2 separate regions of the Homo sapiens genome follow, and region 1 is linked to region 2. The links are chromatin loops, found by intact Hi-C in ENCODE. Cell type or tissue: PC-9. All regions are shown on one strand. Region 1 overlaps TCF7L1 (transcription factor 7 like 1). Region 2 overlaps TCF7L1 (transcription factor 7 like 1).

Evidence for each region. A loop is a pair of places that touch in the nucleus more often than their neighbours do. Peaks named below come from ENCODE experiments on the same cell type or tissue, not always from the same donor. Only the 100,000 strongest peaks of a DNase experiment are listed, where the experiment ranks them.
Region 1: a loop joins it to region 2, with 3 times the contacts of the local background. A loop is called at or near these places in 4 of 110 quality-filtered maps.

The regions. Positions count from the first base shown.
Region 1 is chr2:85,220,358-85,225,357 of GRCh38, reverse strand. All of the region lies in intron 3 of TCF7L1 (transcription factor 7 like 1), which reads right to left. Among named protein-coding and RNA genes, the nearest start is that of TCF7L1-IT1, 36 kb to the right of the region's middle. In PC-9, no CTCF peak of the experiment used is centred here; a DNase peak (open chromatin) is centred at 2,317.
Region 2 is chr2:85,162,576-85,167,575 of GRCh38, reverse strand. All of the region lies in intron 3 of TCF7L1 (transcription factor 7 like 1), which reads right to left. Among named protein-coding and RNA genes, the nearest start is that of TCF7L1-IT1, 21 kb to the left of the region's middle. RefSeq lists an enhancer at 4,167-4,666. In PC-9, no CTCF peak of the experiment used is centred here; no DNase peak of the experiment used is centred here.

The sequences.
Region 1 (5,000 bases), 58 kb before region 2:
ATTTATAGATTCAATGCCATCCCCATCAAGCTACCACTGACTTTCTTCACAGAATTGGAAAAAACTACTTTAAATTTCATATGGAACCAAAAGAGCCGGCATAGGCAAGAAAATCCTAAGCAAAAAGAACAAAGCTGGAGGCATCATGCTACCTGACTTCAAATATACTACAAGGCTACAGTAACCAAAACAGCATGGTACTGGTACCAAAACAGAGATATAGACCAATGGAACAGAATAGAGGCCTCAGAAATAACACTGCACATCTACAACCATCTGATCTTTGACAAACCTGACAAAAATAAGCAATGGGGAAAGGATTCCCTATTTAATAAATGGTGCTGGGAAAACTGGCTAGCCATATGTAGAAAGCTAAAACTGGATCCCTTCCTAACACCTTACACAAAAATTAACTCAAGATGGATTAAAGACTTAAATGTAAGCCCTAAAACCATAAAAACCCTAGAAGAAAACCTAGGCAATACCATTCAGGACATAGGCATGGGCAAAGACTTCATGACTAAAACACCAAAAGCAATGGCAACAAAAGCCAAAATTGACAAATGGGATCTAATTAAAGAGCTTCTGCACAGCAAAAGATACTATCATCAGAGTGAACAGGCAACCTACAGAATAGGAGAAAATTTTTGCAATCTATCCATCTGACAAAGGACTAATATCCAGAATCTACAAAGAACTTAAACAAATTTACAAGAAAAAAACAAATGACCCCATCAAAAAGTGGGCAAAGGATATGAACAGATACTTCTCAAATGAAGACATTTATGCAGCCAACAGACATATGAAAAAATACTCATCATCACTGGTCATCAGAGAAATGCAAATCAAAAACACAATGAGATTTCTCATGCCAGTTAGAATGGCGATCATTAAAGTCAGGAAACAACAGGTGCTGGAGAGGGTGTGGAGAAATAGGAACACTTTTACATTGTTGGTGGGAGTGTAAATTAGTTCAACCATTGTGGAAGACAGTATGGCAATTCCTCAAGGATCTAGAACTAGAAATACCATTTGACCCAGCAATCCCATTACTGGGTATATACTCAAAGGATTATAAATCATGCTACTATAAAGACATATGCACATGTATGTTTACTGTGGCACTATTCACAATAGCAAAGACTTGGAACCGACCCAAATGTCCATCAATAATTGACTGGATAAAGAAAATGTGGCACATATACACCATGGAATACTATGCAGCTATAAAAAACGATGATTTCATGTCCTTTGGCAGGGACATGGATGAAGCTGGAAACCATCATTCTCAGCAAACTATCACAAGGACAGGAAACCAAACACTGCATGTCCTCACTCATAGGTGGGAGTTGAACAATGAGAACACATGGACACAGGGAGAGGAACATCACACACCAGGGCCTGTTGGGGAGTGGGGGCTGGGGGAGGGATAGTGTTAGGAGAAATACCTAATGTAAATGACAAGTTGATGGGTGCAGCAAACCAATATGGCACATGTATACCTATGTAACAAACCTGCACGTTGTGCACATGTATCCTAGAACTTAAAGTATAATAAAAAAAGGTAAAATAGGGACAAAGAACAGCAAGCACATACCTCATGGGAGGGTTGCTGTAGGGACTAAAGGTGTTCTTATTTGTAAAGTCCTAGAAAGTGTATGCCTTGCGGGGTTAAATCACTCATTCCCCCAATTTTTGCTGTGAGTGGTTGCTTTTGGGTACTTTTTGCTGGGTTTTGCAACTTTCTTCATCCTCCTTCTCATTCTCAGCACACCAGTATCTATCCAGCTCCACCTGGGGAAGCAGACACCCCATACATCCACCTCCAGCAGCTCACTTGATCAGGCCTTATTCCCTACCCTTGCCGGCCCCTCCCTCTAACCCCCCTTGGCTGTGGGGTCCTGCTCAGACACTCAACCATCCACCAAACACTCTAACTTCTACCTGGGATTCTGCCAGGTGAATAAAAATGAAATATTTAAAACCTTTTATTTTGTGGCCAGGTGTGGTGGCTCATGCCTGTAATCCCGGCACTTTGGGAGGCTAAGGCAAGAGGATCACTTGAGGCCAGGATTTCGAAACCTTGTCTCTACAAAAAATTTAGAAAAATTAGCAGGGCGTGATGGCACACACCTATAGTCCCAGCTACTCAGGAGGCTGAGGTGGGGGGATTGCTTGGGCCCAGGAGTTTGAAGCTACAGTGAGCTATGATTGCACCAGTGCACTCTAGCCTAGGCGACTGAGTGAGATTCCATCTCAAAAACAAACCATTTTGGAAAATTTCCAATGTACACAAAAGTAGAGAGAACAATATAATGAATCTGGTTAAGCCACCACCAGGTTCTGCAATTACTAGCTCATGGCCCGTCTCCATTCATCCATCCCCCACCCACTCCTTGCTCATCCACCCCTAAGCCCAAGACTATTTCGAAACAGAGCCCAGATAGCCTATCACTTCATTGGTAAATATTTCTGTGTGTTATCTCTAGAAAGCAGAAAATTTTTTAAAATCCTAAAAAATGTTTTTAAGGGTTAACAATAATTTTCTAATATTATGTCTTACAAATAATTTTTCCCTACAGTTTATTCCAATCAGGATCCAATGCATGGTCCATACATTTGCTATTGGTCAATTTATGTCTTTTATTCTTTTTTAAAGCCTTTAATCTTTTTTTTTTTTTTTTTTTTGAGATGGGGTCTCACTCTGTCACCCAGGCTGGAGTGCAGCAGTGCAATCTAGGCTCACTGCAGCCTCTGCCTCCCTGGCTCAAGCAATCCTCACAACTCAGCCTCCCAAGTAGCTGGGACGACAGGTGCATACCCCTGTGCCGGGCTAATTTTTTGTATTTTTGGTGGAGACAGGGATTTCACCATGTTGCCCAGGCTGGCCTTGAACTCCTGAGCTCAAGCAATCCACACCGTGGCCTCCCAAAGTGCTGGGATTACAGGCGTGAACCACCACGCCTGGCCAAGCCTTTAGTGTTTTTTTTTTTGTTTGTTTGTTTGTTTTTTTTTTTGAGATGGAGTCTCACTCTTGCTGCCCAGGCTGGAGTGCAATGGCCAATCTCGGCTCACTGCAACCTCCACCTTCTGGTTTCAAGCGATTCTCCTGCCTCAGCCTCCCAAGTAGCTGGGATTACAGGCGTGCGCCACCACGCCCGCTTAATTTTGTATTTTTAGTAGAGACGAGGTTTCACCATGTTGGTCAGGCTGGTCTCGAACTCCTGACCTCAGGTGATCCACCCTCCTCGGCCTCCAGAAGTGCTGGGATTATAGGCATGAGCCACCGCATCTGGCCACCTTTAGTCTTTTATAGCCTTTTAATCTTTAGGAGTCTTTCTCTTTCCCTATTTCCACCCTGCCCACGCCTCCTGTATTATTCGTGGAGGAAACCAAGTTATTGTTCCTGTAGTTTTTTTTTTTTTTAAGTCTGGATTTTGCTAATCATATCCTCATGGTGTCAATCTAACATGTTCTTCTGAATTGTATTTCTGGTAAATTAATAATTAGATCTAGAGGCTTGATCAAATTCAGGTTCAATGTTATTTTACTTTATTTTATTTAGGGGAGAGGGAATGCCATGGTTTGAATATGTCCCCCAAAGTTCATGTTTTGCAAACTTAATGCATAATGCAACAGTGTTGAGAAGTGGAAACTTTAAGAGGTGATTAGGTTATGAGGGCTGTGCCCTCATAAATGTATTAATGCCCTTATTGTGGGAGTGGGTTCCTGATTAAAGTATGAGTTTGCCCCCCATCCCCCATTCTGCCGTCTTGTGCACACACAGGCGTACTCTCTTGCCTTTCTGCTATAGGACGATGCAGTAAGAAGGCCTGCACCAGATGCTGAGCAGATGTCGGCACTATGCCCTTGGACTTCCCAGCCTCCTTAACTGTGAGCCAAGTAAATATCTTTCCTTTATAAATTACCCAGTTTGTGGTGTGCTGTTACAGCAACACAAAATGAACTAAGACAGGAAACAAGACTATTTCTTCTTCATTTATTAGCTGAAATACTTCTGTAAAGAAAAACTTTCCTCAACTAGTGGCCCAGTGGCAAACAGCACACAGCACAGGCAGGACAAATGCGTGATTCTTTCTATTAACATATTGAAAATAATGACTCAGCTCCCTGTTGTCCTCCAAAGGAGACCAGTGTTGTGTTTATTTTGTTGTGTTTTCTTGGTGTCAGCGTGAACTTAAGGATTTTAATAAATATAATATATTCTTGATGATCTAATTATTTCATCTTTTCCGTCTTACTCAGTTTGGCTGCTGAGTCCTTCCGACCTAGCAGCCCTAGTACCTGAGTGCGTAACAATAGACTTGGGTCTCTAATGGTCTTCAATAGCTTTCATGCTTTCTTGTATAACAATATATTCTAGGCTAACTTCATACATCGAATCAGCTCCTTCTCCCAGGAGCCTGGTTTTATTTTAACTGGGAAATGGGATTTGGTGAATATAATCTGAGCACTGGAGCTGGTCAGTGCTATTGAGATAATCATTGTTTCTAATCTTTTCCAGTGGATAGAGCTACAAAATATATATTCTCTCTCTTTTAAGCACCAAAATAACTTTCAAAATAAGCTTTAATTTTAAAAGGAAAACTAAATTATTTATTCCCACTTTTCTGAAGTTTTAAAAATGTTGTTTATAGTTATGGAATAAACTATCATCTAGTTATAAAACTATAGGCTGGGTGCAGTGGCTCATGCCTGTAATCCCAGCACTTTGGGAGGCTGAGGTGGGTAGAGAACGAGGTCAAGAGATCGAGACCATCCTGGCCAACATGGTGAAACCCTGTCTCTATCAAAAATACAAAAGTTAGCTGGGCATGGAGGCGCGTGCCTGTAGTCCAAGCTGCTCGGAAGGCTGAGGCAGGAGAATCGCTTCAACCTGGGAGGAGGTTGCAGTGAGCTGACATTGCGCCACTGTACTCCAGCCTGGGTGACAGTGAGACTCCATCTCAAAAAATATATATACATATATATATATTTTT
Region 2 (5,000 bases):
TTTTAAAAAGCTGAATGATATTCCATTGCGTGCAGAGCCCACATTTCCTTTAGCCATCCATCTGTCGACGGATACTCAGGTTGTTTCTGTAACTTGGCTATTGTGAATAGTGCTGCAGTGAATGTGGGGGTACAGATCGTCTCTTTGACAGTGATTTCACAATTTTTTTGGATATATACCCAGTAATGAGATTGCTGAATCATATAATTCTTTAATTTTTAATTAATTTTTTGTTTTTTGAAGAACCTCTATACTGTTTTCCATAGTGGTTGCACTCAACACTTGCTCTTGGGAGCTGGTCTTGTACCATGTGCTAGCCCCTTACCCCCCAGCCAGTCCCACATTGCTGGAATCAGCCAGGAGAAAAGGTAGGGTGGGAGAATGATACTTGCAGGTGTAGAGTAGGCGTTATCTCTGACTATAAAGGTAAGTACTTAGCTGAAAACTTTAACCAAGGAAACTGGAAGAAATGGCAAACGAAAAATAAAAATAGAAATACATGCACCAAAATTAGCCGGGTGTGGTGGCCGGCGCCTGTAGTCCCAGCTACTCGGGAGGCTGAGGCGGGAGAATGGCGTGAACCCAGGAGGCAGAGCTTGCAGTGAGCCGAGATCACGTCAGTGCACTCCAGCCTGGGCGACAGAGCAAGACTCCGTCTGAAAAAAGAAAAAAATACACGCACCAGCATTGCCAGATATCTAAAACCATAAAACCCAGACACAGTATGAACATTATTATCTTTTGTGGTTGGAGAATGTAGCTTTCCACTTAATCAGATGTCCTGGTCAACTGAGAGGTGCTAAAGAGACAATCAACCCATGACCAGCTTTGGGACAAAACCACCACCTTAGTTTTTGAGTGTGCTCTGGGATTTGTATCAAATGCCTTCCCATCTACTGTGGTAATCGGATCTCACATTATAGGCTGTAGGAAGCCATGCCCAGCAGTGATGTCCGATCTGACTGTACTCAGCACAGTCAGTTCCAGTGTGCATGGGAAGGATAGGGCAGGGCTCCTGGGTACCCCCATGCCCACCAGGCTAAGACCTTACCCTACAACCCTTACCACGCCACCCAGGTCTAGTCAGGGCATCTCTATTTATTCCTGACCTGTCCCCTCATTGCCTATGAGGCCTGGAGCTCTTCTCTGAACCCCTGAGGACTCAGCTGGTGCCCTTGTGCCCTGCCCCTCACTCACATTATTCCTGCTCTCCAGCCCAGAGAAACATACTCTGCTCCCAAGGTCTAGCCCCAGAGTGCTTGTGCCTGTGAAGCAAGAGGCCACTGGCACCCAAGACTCCTGCTGCAGTGCTCCAGATCCAGGCTGAGCCCTGTAAATAATAGCCCACCTAGCACTGGACTCCAAATACTCTGGGGCTCAGCCCTACAGTCAAATCTCTACCTCCAGCCCCAAGGCTGACCAGACAGGTGACTCAGGAGGCAGATGTTACAACCACCACTGTGACCTGAGGCTAAAGGACAATTTAACAGAACTGATGCAAACTCACTGCCATTTGCCTCCCGATCAAGTTTTAAAATAAGTTCCATAAAACAGCTCTGTATCTGATTGTGGTGTTAGTTACACAAATTTATACATGGGATAAAACTGCATAGACCTGTCCACACAAACTACACACACACACAAAACATGAAGAATGGTGAGGGCTGAAGGTCTGTAGTCTAGTTAACAGTAATGTGTCAGTGTTGATGTTCTAGTTTTGATATTGAACTTCAGCTACATAAGATGACACCACTGGGGAAGCTGGAGGAAGTTCTCCCGAATCTTATGTCCTATTTTTGCAACCTAAGTCTATCATTATTTAAAAATAAGAATTAAAACAAAAAACAAACCAAGTTCCATAAACCTAATGATCTACAGCAGATTATTTTCACATCAACCAGGGCCCATGATCTGGCACCATACATGTTTTTCCAGGCCGCCCCAAACAGGTCTTCCAACCCCAGCTTTAGTGTTGTCATCCAACCAGCCTCAGCGTCTCCAACACACGCCACTCGGGCACTGGAACTTTGCACATTTCCAGAGTGACCCAGAAGGTCACGTCTCAAGGCAAGTAACTCTGGAAGGAGTGGGTATTTATTTTGCCTGCAGCTCCTCTCAGCCCCACTCACTTGAGACTGACTGGCCAGGGACAGGGACCAGCTTCCCAAGAAGGATCTAACAGGACTGGAGGGCAGATTTAAGGCTGGGCTTGTTCAAAAGCTTCTACCTAATCACCTAATCTCTGATGTCTTTGAAAAGAAGGCAAGCCGTAGTCTACACAGGCGCACATGTGTGCACACACACGGCAGCCTCAAGGAGCCAAAAAGAGGAGCTGTAAATTTAACTATTAATAAATCAAGCGATGGTCAAGACTGTAATCTAGAGTTATCTCCACTTACAGGATTTATTCACTGACTGGGAACAGGAAACAGTTACTATAAATGCAAACCAAGGATCCCTATCCTCTTCAATGCCACAGACCACTCCTTGGTAGGCTAGGGAAGCCCACAGAGGCCTCCACAGAATGATGCTAAATGCACAAATTAAATACACAGCATTGCAAAGGAAACCAATTACAGTAAAATGCAGTTATCAAAATATTTTATATTTTCCACCATGGTAATATTTAATTAACATATTAAATAAGACCTAGCAGCGAATCTCATAACAACCTTAATTCTGAAGTATTAAGAATTGCTAAGGATAACAGTATATCAAGACATTTACAATGACTCTACCACACTGTAAAAAATTAACTTTGCTTTCATGTACCTATAAATACATCGGTGTACTATGTACCCACAAACATTTTTTAAAAATGCACTTTGCAATTGCTACTGGTGACAGTCATGAGAACTGTTAATGTCCCTGTGGTTTATAGTCTACATTCATAATTGAAGAAAATGCCAATTTTCAGTTAGTGAAAATAAAATGTAATTTCTTTCCATTCAGGTTTTTGGAGCTTCCCTGAATTCTGTCTGTGGGTGGACTCCAGCTGAGAGCCTCTGACCCCAGCGGTTGATACAGAATAGCTACGGGAATGGAACGCCTCCTCCTCTCCATAACCCTGCCACTCCCCAACCTGTTCACTAATGAGATGTCCATTCCAAAGTAGCCTCGCTTTAAAACAAACCCCTCTTGTCCAAAGAGTTTTCACAATCCTCTCCAGCTGATGTTTAACACTGCCCCTGACCCCAGCCTTCATCTTAGGCAAGAGGGGCCCATCTCTCACAGTTCACCTCTCCCTTCAGCCACTGCTGCCACTGTGAGGAAATTAGGGGAATTATATTCATCTCTGGAGGAGCCTGAATGCAAACAATCATCCTCTGAGTGTACCCAGAAGCCAGGGAGCAGACGCCAGTCAGTGGGCAGGTTCGTGCTGAACGCTGACAGGCAACCAGCCCTGGGCTCCGGTGTTTTGAGCAATTTGAGGGTGAGAGTGGGTGTAAAGAAAAAAAAATATGCAGCTACCCGTTAAAGGCTGCAGTCAAAGTGGCCGGCTTGGAAGATATTTGTTATGGGTTGAATTGAATCCCCCTCATACACCCCCAACAAAAAAAGTTATGTTGGAGTCCTAACCCCCAGTACATCTCAGACGGTGACCTTATGTGGAGACAGGGTGTACTATGTATGTGTACTATGTGGAGACCCTGTCTCCACATAAGGAGATAATCAAGTTAAATGAGGTCATTACAGTAAGCCCTAATCCAATTGGACTGCTATCCTTATAAAAAGCAGGAACAGAGACAGACATCCACAGAGGGAAGACTGTTTGAATACACAGGGAGAAGGCAGCCCCCTACAAGCCAAGGAGAGAGGCCTGGAGCAGATCCCTCCCGCACAGCCTCAGAGGGAACCAACCCTGCCGACACCTTGATCTCAGACTTCCAGCCTCCAGAGCTGTGAGACAATGACTCTTTCTGTTGTTTAAGCCTCCTAGCATGCGGTACTTTGTTATGGCAGCCCTAACAAATTAATACAAAAATACAACATTCAAAATCAAACGTATGGCCTGAAACAAGGAAATCTTACTTTGGAGCTTATCACATCCTTTATGTTTGCCCACTGATCGATCTGAAATTAGATTCTGTTCGGAGTCTGCTTCTGGTCGGGCAGGAGGGATGGTCCGAGGTAGGTCTGTTGGATGATGTGACTGGGTGATGGAGGGGCATAGGGAATCCAGGAAAGAACTGCTGGCAACTCTACCACCAGCCCATGGTCTTATGGGGGAGGGGGGCCAATACCTCACTAGGCAGGGATCTGTTTAATCCTTTCATTCAGATATTCAGTGAGGAGCTTTCAACTAGAGCAGTGGTTTGCAAACTTGGCTGCATATTAGAAGCCCCTGGGGAGCTTTTAGAAAATTCCAGCAAAGCCTGAGCCCCACCCCAGACCAGTTGAATCAAAATCTTTGTGGGTGGAGGCTGGGCATGACCATTTCTAAAAAGCTCCCCAGATGATTCAAATGTGCAGCCAGGGTTGAGAGCCACTGGACCCTACGACCTTGGAGGGCCTTTCCTTCTCAGAATCCGGCGAGAGTGCATTTTGTGTTTATTTTAGTGGTTCTGGGGAGTGTGCTCTGGGGCTGCCTGGAGTCTGGTTTCCTACAGGTTCAGTCTACGGCGCCCTTTACTGGCTATGTGTGGATGAGTAATTCGGATGAACAGCGGGGAATGGTGGGAAAAAGGGAGCTGAAAAGGACTTTTCTCCCTTTCACTAAAACATCAATTCAGTAAGCTTGTGTTACAAAGCTCCTCCGTGCCAGCAGCTCAAAGGTGAACCAGAACCAAATGCCCAGACTTCTAGAAGCTCAGTCTCATTCCAGAAACAAACTGACAGCTGCTACACAAAACGGGGCGTACCACAACTCATGTCCTTATCAGTGTCCCTGCGGCAGAGGCTCAAACACCCCCAAGGCAACCGAAGGTGACCCCAGAGATGGTCTTAAAGGAGAAACAAGAATGTCTTCCATGGGGACTAAAGAATATCAGAAGGTTTGA